Regions from separate parts of the Homo sapiens genome. Here region 1 is linked to region 2. A link is a contact called in ENCODE Hi-C or POLR2A ChIA-PET data. All regions are on one chromosome and are shown on one strand. Each heading gives the region's core, a stretch centred on a gene start or an enhancer-like site at or near the end of the contact. The rest is flanking DNA. Distances are from core to core; before and after follow the strand shown.

Region 1 (5,055 bases), core at 1,268-3,767, 72 kb before region 2:
CTCAGCATACCTCCACTTCCCTTGGGTGGTATGGAAGGAGGCGTTCCTCGGGGCCCCTGGGGTCTGTGGAATGGTTTGGGGGAGGGGTCAGGAGAAAGGCAGAGCAGGCAGGGGAAAGCATTGCCAGGCATGGAGAGATCAGCGTGCAGCCTTTAGGGAGGGAATGAAAGGTGAGATGGGAGGCTGTGGGCTTGATCCTTAGGCATTGGGGCCCTTTGCGTTGTCTGTGTTTTGGCAGCCAGGGATGGGACGGTGTTTCTTCTGGTTACCAATCTTAGGAATGGGGGGCTGGGCAGGAGAGACCCTATGCTCAGAGGCGAGGTTGCCCAGACCCCCTTCCTCCCCAGGGAGCGCATGGAGGCCATGGAGAAGCAGATTGCCAGCCTCACAGGCCTGGTGCAGAGCGCCTTACTGCGAGGCTCTGAGCCTGAGACCCCCAGGTGAGGCCCCTCTCCCAACACCACTGCCAGGGCCTAGGGGTGGAGCAGGAGGAAGGGGAAATGGGCATCGGCTCTGCCAGTGTCTCACTGGGTGACCCTGGGTGAATCCCTTCCCTTCTCTGGGACTCCATCCTGAGATCGGAGAGCTGGAGGAGATGACATCCAAGGTTCCACCCAGCTCTGAAGGTCTGGGGCTGGCCTGGACCCCCTGATGGCTTTTTTCCCTGTGCCACAGCGAGAAGATTGAAGGCTCCAATGGAGCAGCCACCCCCTCAGCACGTGAGTGAACCTCCCCCTCCCCCATCCTTGTTCTCTCCGAGCCTGTTTTCTAATCTATAAAGTGGGGATTAAGCAATAGCTACATCACTGGCCTTAGCCCAAGAGGTCTTTTTCCTGGCACTTTGGTCCCCACCGTTAGGGCTGACCACTTGGGGCAGGTAGAGCCACGGGCTTCTCTGGCTACTGTGTGGGGTCGGAGAGTAGGGAGGACTTTGTCCCAGCCCAGTCCTTCCCAGGCTCACAGTTTGTTCACTTTCTCCCATCCTCGTGGTCCTCTGCAGCCTGTGGGTCAGGCGGCCGGAGCAGCGGGGCCACCCCGGTGTCCGGCCCGCCCCCGCCCTCGGCCAGCAGCACCCCCGCAGGTCAGCCTACCGCCGTTAGCCGGCTGCAGATGCAGCTTCACCTGCGAGGCCTGCAGAACAGCGCCAGTGACTTGCGCGGCCAGCTCCAGCAGTTGCGCAAGCTCCAGGTACCGCCCCGTCCTGGGCCCCGCCCCACCAACGCCCACCTACTGGTAGAAGTCCCTTGCCGCAAGTCCCGCCCCATCCCCTACTACCTCATCCTTTTCCCAGAGCTTCCACGCCCGAGTCCTTCGCCGCTCACTGGCCTCTCTCCGAACCCTTTCTCCCCTTCCCCTTTCTTGAGCTTCCGCTCCCTCGCTGAACCTCCACTTCCTCACCAAGGCCTTATCCCTCGCCCGTGACCCCCTCATTGAGCCCTCCTTCTCCTTCCCTGAGTCCCCATCGCCCTCCTGGAGCCCCAGTCACCCACTGAGCCCCTCCGTCGTCAGTATCCCTCGGGGCAGTTCCAGTTCCTTCCTGCCCTGCATCCCTTTCCCTGAGTCAGCGAGAGCCCTTCCCCCAAGTCCTCTCAGCTCCTCCCTCCTGAGCCCCAACAGTCTCCCCGGCCCTGCTTGGCAGATGGTCCCACCTGTCAGGAGCTTGGCATCGCCGAGTCCGCTCCTCAAGCAGGCCCAGGGGCCGTCAGGTGAGGATAATTAGCAGAGACAGGCTGGGGAGGGGGCAGAGAATTGCCATCTGGGCAACGGGTAAGATCTTGCCCACCCCCGCCATTCAGGCTTGGAACAGGGTTGGATCGATCATCAACTTAGTCTTCCTGTCCCAGCCATAGAAGCTCTATCAAATGCCAGCGCTTGAGTCCTTCATTCCAGTCCCGTCCCCATTCCGGGATGATGGAAGCCATAGCCATGCGGCCGCACTGTCGGCAGGGACCTACATAGGGCTACACCCTGTCCCGCAAATATTCCCAACCCCTTCTCCTGCCTCATATTCCCCAGAACTTAACCTTGCCCTCCTCCCCCTGCAATACCACCCCTGCTCGCGGCCACAGCCATGCAGCTCCCCCTTTGCATGGCCCATTTTAACGCTCCCCTCTCCACGATCCCCATCCGTTCTCCTCCTGCCTCTGTTCTTCCCCAGAACTTAGCCCTCTGCCCCTGCCCTTCGCCATCCCGCCCCTGCCCTTCGCCATCCCACCCCTTCGCTGCTGCCTGAGGCGGAGCCAAGCAGCCGCTTCTTCTGCAGAGCCCCGCCCTGGATTGGGCAGTCCTCTACCCGCCTTCTCCCGGCCCTTCCCCTGCCTCGCGGCTCCGCTCCCCCCACCCGGGTCCATCCGTCCGTGCGTCCCGCAGCTACAGAACCAGGAGTCGGTGCGCGCGCTGCTGAAGCGCACGGAGGCAGAGCTGAGCATGCGCGTGTCGGAGGCGGCGCGGCGGCAGGAGGACCCGCTGCAGCGGCAGCGCACCCTGGTGGAAGAGGAACGGCTGCGCTATCTCAACGACGAGGAGCTTATTACCCAGCAGCTCAAGTGAGGCTGGGCCCGCGGCGGAGGGAGGGGTGGGGGTGCGGCTGGAGTGACCCGCAACCTGGTTTCCCTGGGAGGCGCAGCTCCCTTCCCTCTGAGTCACAGGTGGCGTTGGTCTGTTCTGAAGCCTGATTTCATTCTCCTCTGGCCTGATTTCACTGTGACCCACAAACTTTTGACCGGCTGGCATTATTCCTGATTTCTTTTTTCTGGCTTGATGCCTGCTTTTGCTATGGTCTTGCTTCATAATGATCCACACTCAGGCTTCCTGTGGCCTGCAGCTTCACTGTCATGTGGCCAGCTGCCTGATTTCCCTCTGCCCTCTGCCTACTTTCATTTTGGCCTGTGACCCGTGCAAAGTGACCCTTGGGTAGTGAGTTCAGGTGCAGCGTTCAGGTGCCGTCACTGCTCCAGCCTGGCGCTGACCAGCCATCATTGGAGATCCGATTCCCTGATCTCTGAGTCCAGATATAGCCAAGGAAAACCCACCTTCCTTCCTAGTGCAGCTGGAACAGGGCTGTAGTGTTTTCAGAAGGAAGGAGGAATCGCGAACACTGTGCCTCCGCATGCTTAGGCATGGAGGGGTTAACAGAAGACAGTCTTCTGATCCAAATTTAGCAAATGGCTGTCTGGCCAACCATTCCATTGTCTGGCACCTTTGAAGGGAGACGCTGCCTTTCAGTGTCCATTCAGGGAGTGAGCACCCACCCTGCTTTCCCTCGCCAGTGATAAGGATCTGAGACAGAGGCCCTGCTCCTTCCTTTGGGCCCTCTCTTGGTGACACAGGGCACTAGGGGACCTGGAGTCCAGTGCCAGCACTGAGAGGCTGAGTGATCAGGGCAGTTCCTGCCCCTCTCTGTGCCCCAGTGTCCTCATCTGTACCCAGCATTAAGTTTTTCACCTCTCTTTTCAACAAGGGGTTGAGTTGTACTGGCCAGTGACTCCGGGAGCCAGGAGAGGCTGCTCCTTGGAGCCCAGCTTCCTCACTAAGTCATAAATGAGCCTCTTGCGACGGGCTCCTTGAGATGGGTTGCTGCTCCTCAGCCTGAGGCCCACATAGCCTGGTGGTACATGTGCATTTTAGCAAGGCCCAAGGCAACAATTCCCATGACACCATGTGGCTGAAATAGGGTAAGGGGCCACCCCATCACTCTAGGTGTGATAACTTAGTGAGGACTCCAGCCAGATCTCCAAGCAGACTGGCAGGTGTCATCTCTCCTCACCCAGGGAATTCCATTTCTCCAGATTTTCTATCCTTTCCTTGTCCCTTTTCATTCAGCCCAGAGGAGGGGGGTTGGAATTTTCAAAAGCAACTTTACCGAGACATTAAAGGAAAATTAAAGGAGATCTAAAAGCACAGAGCCAGAAGATACGAAAGGAGAGATTTATGCTACCGTCATTATAAGTGTTTGGTCCTTGGCTCCCTGAAGGCCTTGGTTCTCCAGGAACACAGACTCCCCAACCCCTGCCCCATTATCAAACCCATTACTCAGAGAGCTTGGGACCTGCATTACTGTTTCTGGCAGGATTCTCCATCCTCCTGAAAGGGGACTCCTGCTTCTTCTGGGTTGGGCAGATACTGGGCTCCAACCTGGCCATGAAGGCCCTCCCTGCCCAGCTCCCATAGCCTTCCCAGGCTTTAACCCTGCAGCCCCCCTGCCCCACACTCTGGCTGTAGCTCGTGGTTACTCCAGGAGCTTACGCTTACTCTTGCTCCAATTTGCTATACCACTTCCTCTTTCCTGGCAACTTGCTGGAAGTTAAAACTGGTTCTGTTTCATTCAACTTGACTCACTCACCTGCCCATCTAGCCCAGCACTTAAGGTCTGTCTGGGCACTGCCTTTAGGTGCAGCCTCTGCTGACTGAGACCTTTTAGGTCCTGGAATCTACCTTTGCCTAACCCAGGTCCAGCTTTGTAGGTATGCCACGTGTGCGGTCACGCGGAGCCCCATGCTTGGAAGGGCCCCATGCTTGGTGTAATGCTCTGCTGTTGCCATCTTGAAATTCTTAATAATTTTTAAACTAGAGGTAACATTTTCATTTTGCATTGGGCCCCATAAATTATTTAGCTGGTTCCATTTTGACTCTCCCCTCTTGACCCCTCCAGGACTAAACCTGGGCTTGGAAAGCCTAGCCACATTTTAATCCAGTGTCTAGACTAGCTGGCCTGGGACTCATTTGCAGAGCTTGCCCAGGTTAGAGGCCCCCCAACTTTGGCAGATTGGGTGATCAGAACATCAAGTTGCCGATTGAGCTTAGGGAGGCCTAGTCTCTCCTGCCTAAGAATTGCAGTGTTGTCATCTCCTGGAAGCTTATTTGAGTCCTTTACATGAGAGTCTCTTCCCCCTCTGAGTGATGTTTGGGAGTGACCATTTTATAAAACTGGCACAGCCTGGACCAGTCAGGTGTTACACATATGAGCAGGGGAATTGTTCTTTCCCATGTGGTAGAGCGAGGGCTGGGCTAGGACAGTGTATGGATTGGGGGCAGCGTGGCTGATGTTGGTCTAGT
Region 2 (5,571 bases), core at 1,827-4,326:
CACGCCTGTAATCCCAGCACTTTGGGAGGCCAAGGAGGGTGAATCACCTGAGGTCAGGAGTTCAAGACCAGCCTGGCCAACGTGGTGAAACCCCGTCTCTACCAAAAATACAAAAATTAGCTGGGCATGATGGTGGGCACCTGTAATCCCAGCTGTTCGGGAGACTGAGGCAGGAGAATCGCTTGAACCCAGGAGGCAGAGGTTGCAGTGAGCCAAGATCACACCATTGCACTCCAGCTTGGGCGACAAGAGTGAAACTCTGTCTCAAAAAACAAAACAAAACAACAACAACAAAAAATTTGTTTTCAGTTTCTATACTGCAAAGTGAAAGGCAAATGGCAGGCCAAAGCAAATATTTGCAAAAACTAACAAAGGGTTAATAGCTGTAAAACACAAAGAGCTTTTCTCCCGCAAATCAACATAAGAAAAAGATAAACAACGCAACAGAAAAATGGGCACATGGTCTGATCGAGCAATTACAGAGAAAATAGAAACAGCCAATATGCTAATGAAAAAAGATTTAATCTCCCTAGTAATGAGGGCAATGAAAATAAAAACAATAATGAGATACCATTTCCCTTATCTGATTAGCAAAAGTTTAAAATGTTAATAATATTTAATGCTGTCTGGGTGAGGTGGCTCAAGCCTAAAATCCCAGCACTTTGAAAGGCCGAGGCGCGATGATCACTTTAGACCAGGAGTTGAAGACCAGTCTGAGCAATGTAGTGAGACCCTGCCTCTACCAAAAAAAATTTTTTTTTAATTAGCTGGGTGTGGTGGCACAAACCTGTAGTCCCAACTACTCAGGAGGCTGAGATGGGAGGATCACTTGAGCCCAGGAGGTTGAGGCTGCAGTGAGCCATGATTGCGCCACTGCATTCCAGTCTGGGCAACAGAGCAAGATTCTGTGTCAAATAATAGTATTTTTATTTTTATTTTATTGTATTATTTATTTATTTATTTATTTTGAGATGGAGTCTTGCTCTGTCACCCAGGCTGAAGTGCAGTGGTGCGATCTTGGCTCACTGCAACCTCTGCCTCCTGGGATCAAGCAATTCTCCTGTCTCGGCCTCCCTAGCAGCTGGGACTACAGGCACCCGCCACCACATCCAGCTAATTTTTGTATTTTTAGTAGAGACGGGGTTTCACCACAGTCAGGCTGGTCTTGAACTCCTGACCTCAGGTGATCCACCCGCCTCAGCCTTCCAAAGTGCTGGGATCACAGGCATAAGCCACCATGCCTGGCCTTCAAGTAACAATAATAGTTATAATATCCAATGCTGTTGGGGATGTGGAGAGACAGACTCCTACATTTTAGTGGGAGTCTAAACCAGGGCCTCTTTCTCAGAGTGCAATTGACACTGGTCTCAGAAAGGTTCACCGGGACTTTGACCCAGCAATTCTACATCTAAGAATCTCCTTAGAGAGCACAGATCCAGGCGTGCAAGGACTTATTCAAGGAAAGCCATTGCAACAGGTTGTGTAATAGCAAACATTTGAAGACAACCTAAATATCCATCAATAGAGGAGTACTTAAAGAAATTGTAGTCTATTCAAACCATGAAATTCTATGTGGCTGATTTAAAAGAAGAATGAGGTAGAGCTCTCTGCACTGACACGAATGAATCTCAGAATTACAACTCTGCTTTTGTTAAAAACAACTCAACCAGCGGTGTGCTGGAGCCCGCTCACACCAGCTCCTGAGAGCGACTGTGTGCCTCTCTTCCCAATTCCATGTTGGTGACATCATGTTGGTGGCTTGAAATAAACCATGGTAGGAGTATTTACGCCATGGAAGCTGGAAAACGCTAGGCATTAGGGCTTTTTTCCCCCAGAGACAGATGTTAAACATCTGCCAGCACACCCCTGAACCCACCCAAATCCAAACCCCACGCAGGCACGTGTGTATCTCTGCCATGCATATAAGAGGGCCAGGAGAGAAACACAACAGATTGTGAATAAGCAGTTCAGCAAACGGCCAAAGCCCGTCGGTGCCCGACGCCTGGGGTGGAATCCTGGCTCTGCCATTTACAACCTGTGCGACCTTGGGCAAGGCATTAAACTTCTCTGAGCCTTGGTTTCCTAATCTGTAGAGGGAAGACAATAGCACCTTCCTCATGGAGTTGCTGTAGGGAGTTGTGCTTGGCACACTCTAATGCTCAGAAAGTGTTAGCCACAACCTCCCGTGAAAGGGAGCAGGACATTCACAGGGTCCTGTGCTGTTTTCTTCATTCACATCTGTACAATCTATGTTTTTTAAATAAGCTTTTGTGTTAAAAAAAAAAAAAAAAAAAAGCCAGCGTGGTGGCTCATGCCTGTAATCCCAGCATTTTGTGAGGCTGGGGCAGGCAGGAGGATTGATTGAGCCCAGGAGTGCAACACCAGTCTGAGCAACATAGTGAGAAACTCCCCCCATCTCTGAAAAAAAACTTTTAAATTAGCTGGGTGTGGTGGTGTTCACCTGCTGTCTCAGCTACTCAGGAGGCTGAGGTGGGAGGATCGCTTGAGCCCAGTAGCTTGAGGCTGCAATGAGCCGTGATTGCGCCACTGCACTCCAGCCTGGGCAACAGAGCAAGACTGTCTCAAAAAAAAAAAAAAAGAGTAAAACCAACAAACCAAATGCAAAAGTAGTGGTCAGGGTGAGGCACGGACTGGTGTCCCCTCCCCGCCCCACTTCCACCTCCTACTCACCATCAGTGAAAAGAGGCTCGGGCAGCTTTCGGAAGAAGGACTTGAGCAGGCTGCTGATCACATTGAGGTCTTGCCAGCGCTGGGGGAGGGGTCAGATGTCAGGCACAGGCAGGCCCAGCCCGATGCCCATGCCTCCACGATCATTCACCCCAGAGCCCAATCAAGCCCACCAGGCCCTCCCTGGGACCTACTTAGACCAAGCTCTCTACTCATCAGGATGGTGGCAGCAGAACTGAGTCCCCAGAGAGGTCCTGTGCCCACACTCACACTTGGCCCCAGCCCCTCCCTGCTCCTGCCAGTGCGTGGGCTCCAACACCTCCCCATGCACAGAAAGTCCCAGGCACTGTGGGGAGACAGTGAGTGGCAGCTGCTGCCTCCACTGGGCACAGTTTAAGCATCCGTGACACAGCAGTCATTCGTGCCGGCTCCTTCCTGTCTCAGGTCCTCTGCATGTGCTGGTTTCCTCAACCAGAACTTTCCTCCCCGCCTCCACACAACTGGCTCCTCATCCCCGCCTAAAAGTCGCTCTTCAAAGAGGCCTTCTCTGACCCTCATAGCTAAAGCAGCCACCTTCACCACTGCCCTGTCACCTGCACCCCAGCCCTGACTTTGTTTCCTTCCTGGCGCTTAACCCAATTTGTCATTATTTTCTGCTTTTGTTTCCGTGTTCATGCCTGTCTCCCTGCAGGACTGTAAGCTCCAGGAGGAGACAGGATCCCGTCTGTCTCATTTCCCACTGTGCTCCTATCACCTAGCAAGGACAGTTAACCTGGTACTTACATGGCCCTAAATCAGTAGTTCTAACAGAAGGAGGCAATTTTGTCCCCCAAACTCCCACTCCACCCACAGAGGACATTTGACAATGTCTGGAGCCATTTTGATTTTCCCAACTGGGAGGTGCCACTTGCATCTAGTGGATCGAGGCCAGGGATGATGTCAAATTCCCTCCAGTGCACAGGACAACCCCACACAACAAATAATTGTTCTTCCCAAAATGTCCACTGAGATTGAGAAACCCTACTCTAAAATAAATGGTTGTCGAGTACAAGAACTAACGGCCGGGTCGTTGTCCCTTCTGTCCTCCAGGGGGCACCATCACCCCACATTGCAACCAAGTTGGGCACAGCCGCCTCGCTGGGAATGGCTCAGAATAACTCAGGCCCAGAAAGCGACCTAATACCCCCAACAAAGAGACACAGTACAGCAGTACACACACTCATTACAATGGATCCACAGCTTAATGCCAGACAATCCCATAAACAATACACTCCCCACAGGCTCACCAGGGGTTAGATTCATCCCCCACTACACTTACTCCCAGCACGACCCACAACAAATGACACAATGATATCCAAGACAAAACAACACACCCAATATACCTCGTATGCCCCCAGCTGGCCCTGGCTTGGACCAGCTGCCTGCCAGCATGGCCCCCTCATCTCACACACACCCAGTGCGGCTCCTGCCCACCCGACTCCGTTACCTCCTGGCCCTCAGGTGTGAGCTCCTCTCATCTCCCAGCTGCCAAACCCAATGCCCTGGCCAGTGCTTCCTGGTTCCTCCAGAGTGAAGTGTCTGCCCTCACCCCAGCCTCACTGGCGGCCCTCTCCTTCTGTCCCACTCAGAGCGTGGCCCCTGCTGTTCTGCGGCCCACCCTTGGTCATCCCATGCCTCAGCTGCAGCAGGACCCATGCCACTCTCTAGTCCAGGCTCAATATAGCGCCTGTTTATGCCCTCACCCCATGCAAGGGACTTTCCACACCCCAAATCCAATGGAGCCACTCCCTGAGACGGCCCCTCCCTTCCGCCTCTCCTCACGCTGCCCCACTCCCTGGTTTCTGCCAAGGGAAGATACCACCAGCCCCAGCTCAAACATGCGGCTCTTCCTCGCCCCTCCTTCCTCCCTCTCATGCAGACAACTCTTAGGGTTGCTCCCATCCTCCCCCTTCCCCTGAGACCACCAAGTCCTCCCGACACTTAGCGCTTCCATAGATCAGTGACTTCTCCCCAGACCCCTGCCCTCCGCATTCGTATCCAATGGACATGAGCAGGAGCATTACTGTTTCTTGAACTTTGTTCTCACGATGCCTCCCCAGCTTAAGAACCATCAGAAGCTCCCTACTGTCCATCAGATCAAGGTCGAAGTCTTCAGTGAAGCCATCAAATGCCTTCTCTGTCCCCCTGGGGCCTCACCCTCCCCACCTCCAAGCCCAGGAGGTAGATCCACTCTCTGTCCTAACCCTCAAGCCCTCCCCGGCCCTTGCTGGGGTTTTGGAAAATGCCATCGTCTCACACCCCGAAAGGCTTCCCGTCCACCTGCCCCCTCCTATTCATTCCTCCAATACTCAAACCCTCCAGCCACCACCTGCTCCAGCCTGAGCACCCTCTCCTTCCTCATCACAGTGTGGTCCCTGATGAGAGATCATCTTTTTCTCTTGTCCACAATTTCACACACACTTGTCTCAGCTCCTCATTCTCCAAGGACAGGAAGACTTGTGTATTCCATGAGCCTTCACGTGTGTGATTCGTGGGACATCACTGCCCACGTTCACGGTTTTCCAAAATATCTTTTTTATCAGAGCCCCTTTGGGCAAATAAAATTGTACATGAAAACCCAGTACAACAGACAGGGCAAAGCAGGGTTGCTCTAGCAAGGACAGGGGGTCCTGACCTGCCCCTGGCCTCCCAAGGCCCCTCTGGGGAACCCTAGGACTCTGGGGAACACCCTTTGAGAATCGCCGGCCTTGCTGGAAACACTTAAGTGTGATTGCAGATCCCTTCACAGGCTGGTCTCATCTCGCCTGATCAGCCACTTCTCTTTCCATGTTGCAGCCACCCAAATTGCTGGCCATTCTAGAAAACATCATATATTCCCCTTTT

What was found. Hi-C counts contacts between places; a loop is a spot of excess contacts on that map. ChIA-PET counts read pairs that join two places held with the same protein, here RNA polymerase II (POLR2A). Pooled maps may share reads with other maps.
Region 1: a pooled map shows a loop between it and region 2 (2.6-fold over the local background). The contact joins two enhancer-like sites. A Hi-C loop is called at or near these places in 2 of 168 maps with a recorded cell type or tissue (CD8-positive, alpha-beta T cell and naive thymus-derived CD4-positive, alpha-beta T cell), 6 of 37 single-sample maps with no recorded cell type and 15 of 50 pooled maps. POLR2A ChIA-PET finds 5 or more read pairs at or near these places in 3 of 52 experiments (Caco-2, K562 and Panc1).

The regions. Positions count from the first base shown.
Region 1 is chr17:38,555,718-38,560,772 of GRCh38, reverse strand. SRCIN1 (SRC kinase signaling inhibitor 1) reads left to right here. Exons shown (of 19, transcript NM_025248.3): 8 at 348-440; 9 at 676-719; 10 at 1,001-1,188; 11 at 2,371-2,546. Among named protein-coding and RNA genes, the nearest start is that of SRCIN1, 48 kb to the left of the region's middle. Within about 2 kb of position 2,517, at least 19 of the 41 ENCODE cell types and tissues checked have a DNase peak (open chromatin) inside an H3K27ac peak, as active enhancers do.
Region 2 is chr17:38,483,261-38,488,831 of GRCh38, reverse strand. ARHGAP23 (Rho GTPase activating protein 23) reads right to left here. Exons shown (of 24, transcript NM_001199417.2): 17 at 2,692-2,770. Among named protein-coding and RNA genes, the nearest start is that of ARHGAP23, 58 kb to the right of the region's middle. RefSeq lists an enhancer at 3,821-4,342. Within about 2 kb of position 3,076, at least 8 of the 41 ENCODE cell types and tissues checked have a DNase peak (open chromatin) inside an H3K27ac peak, as active enhancers do.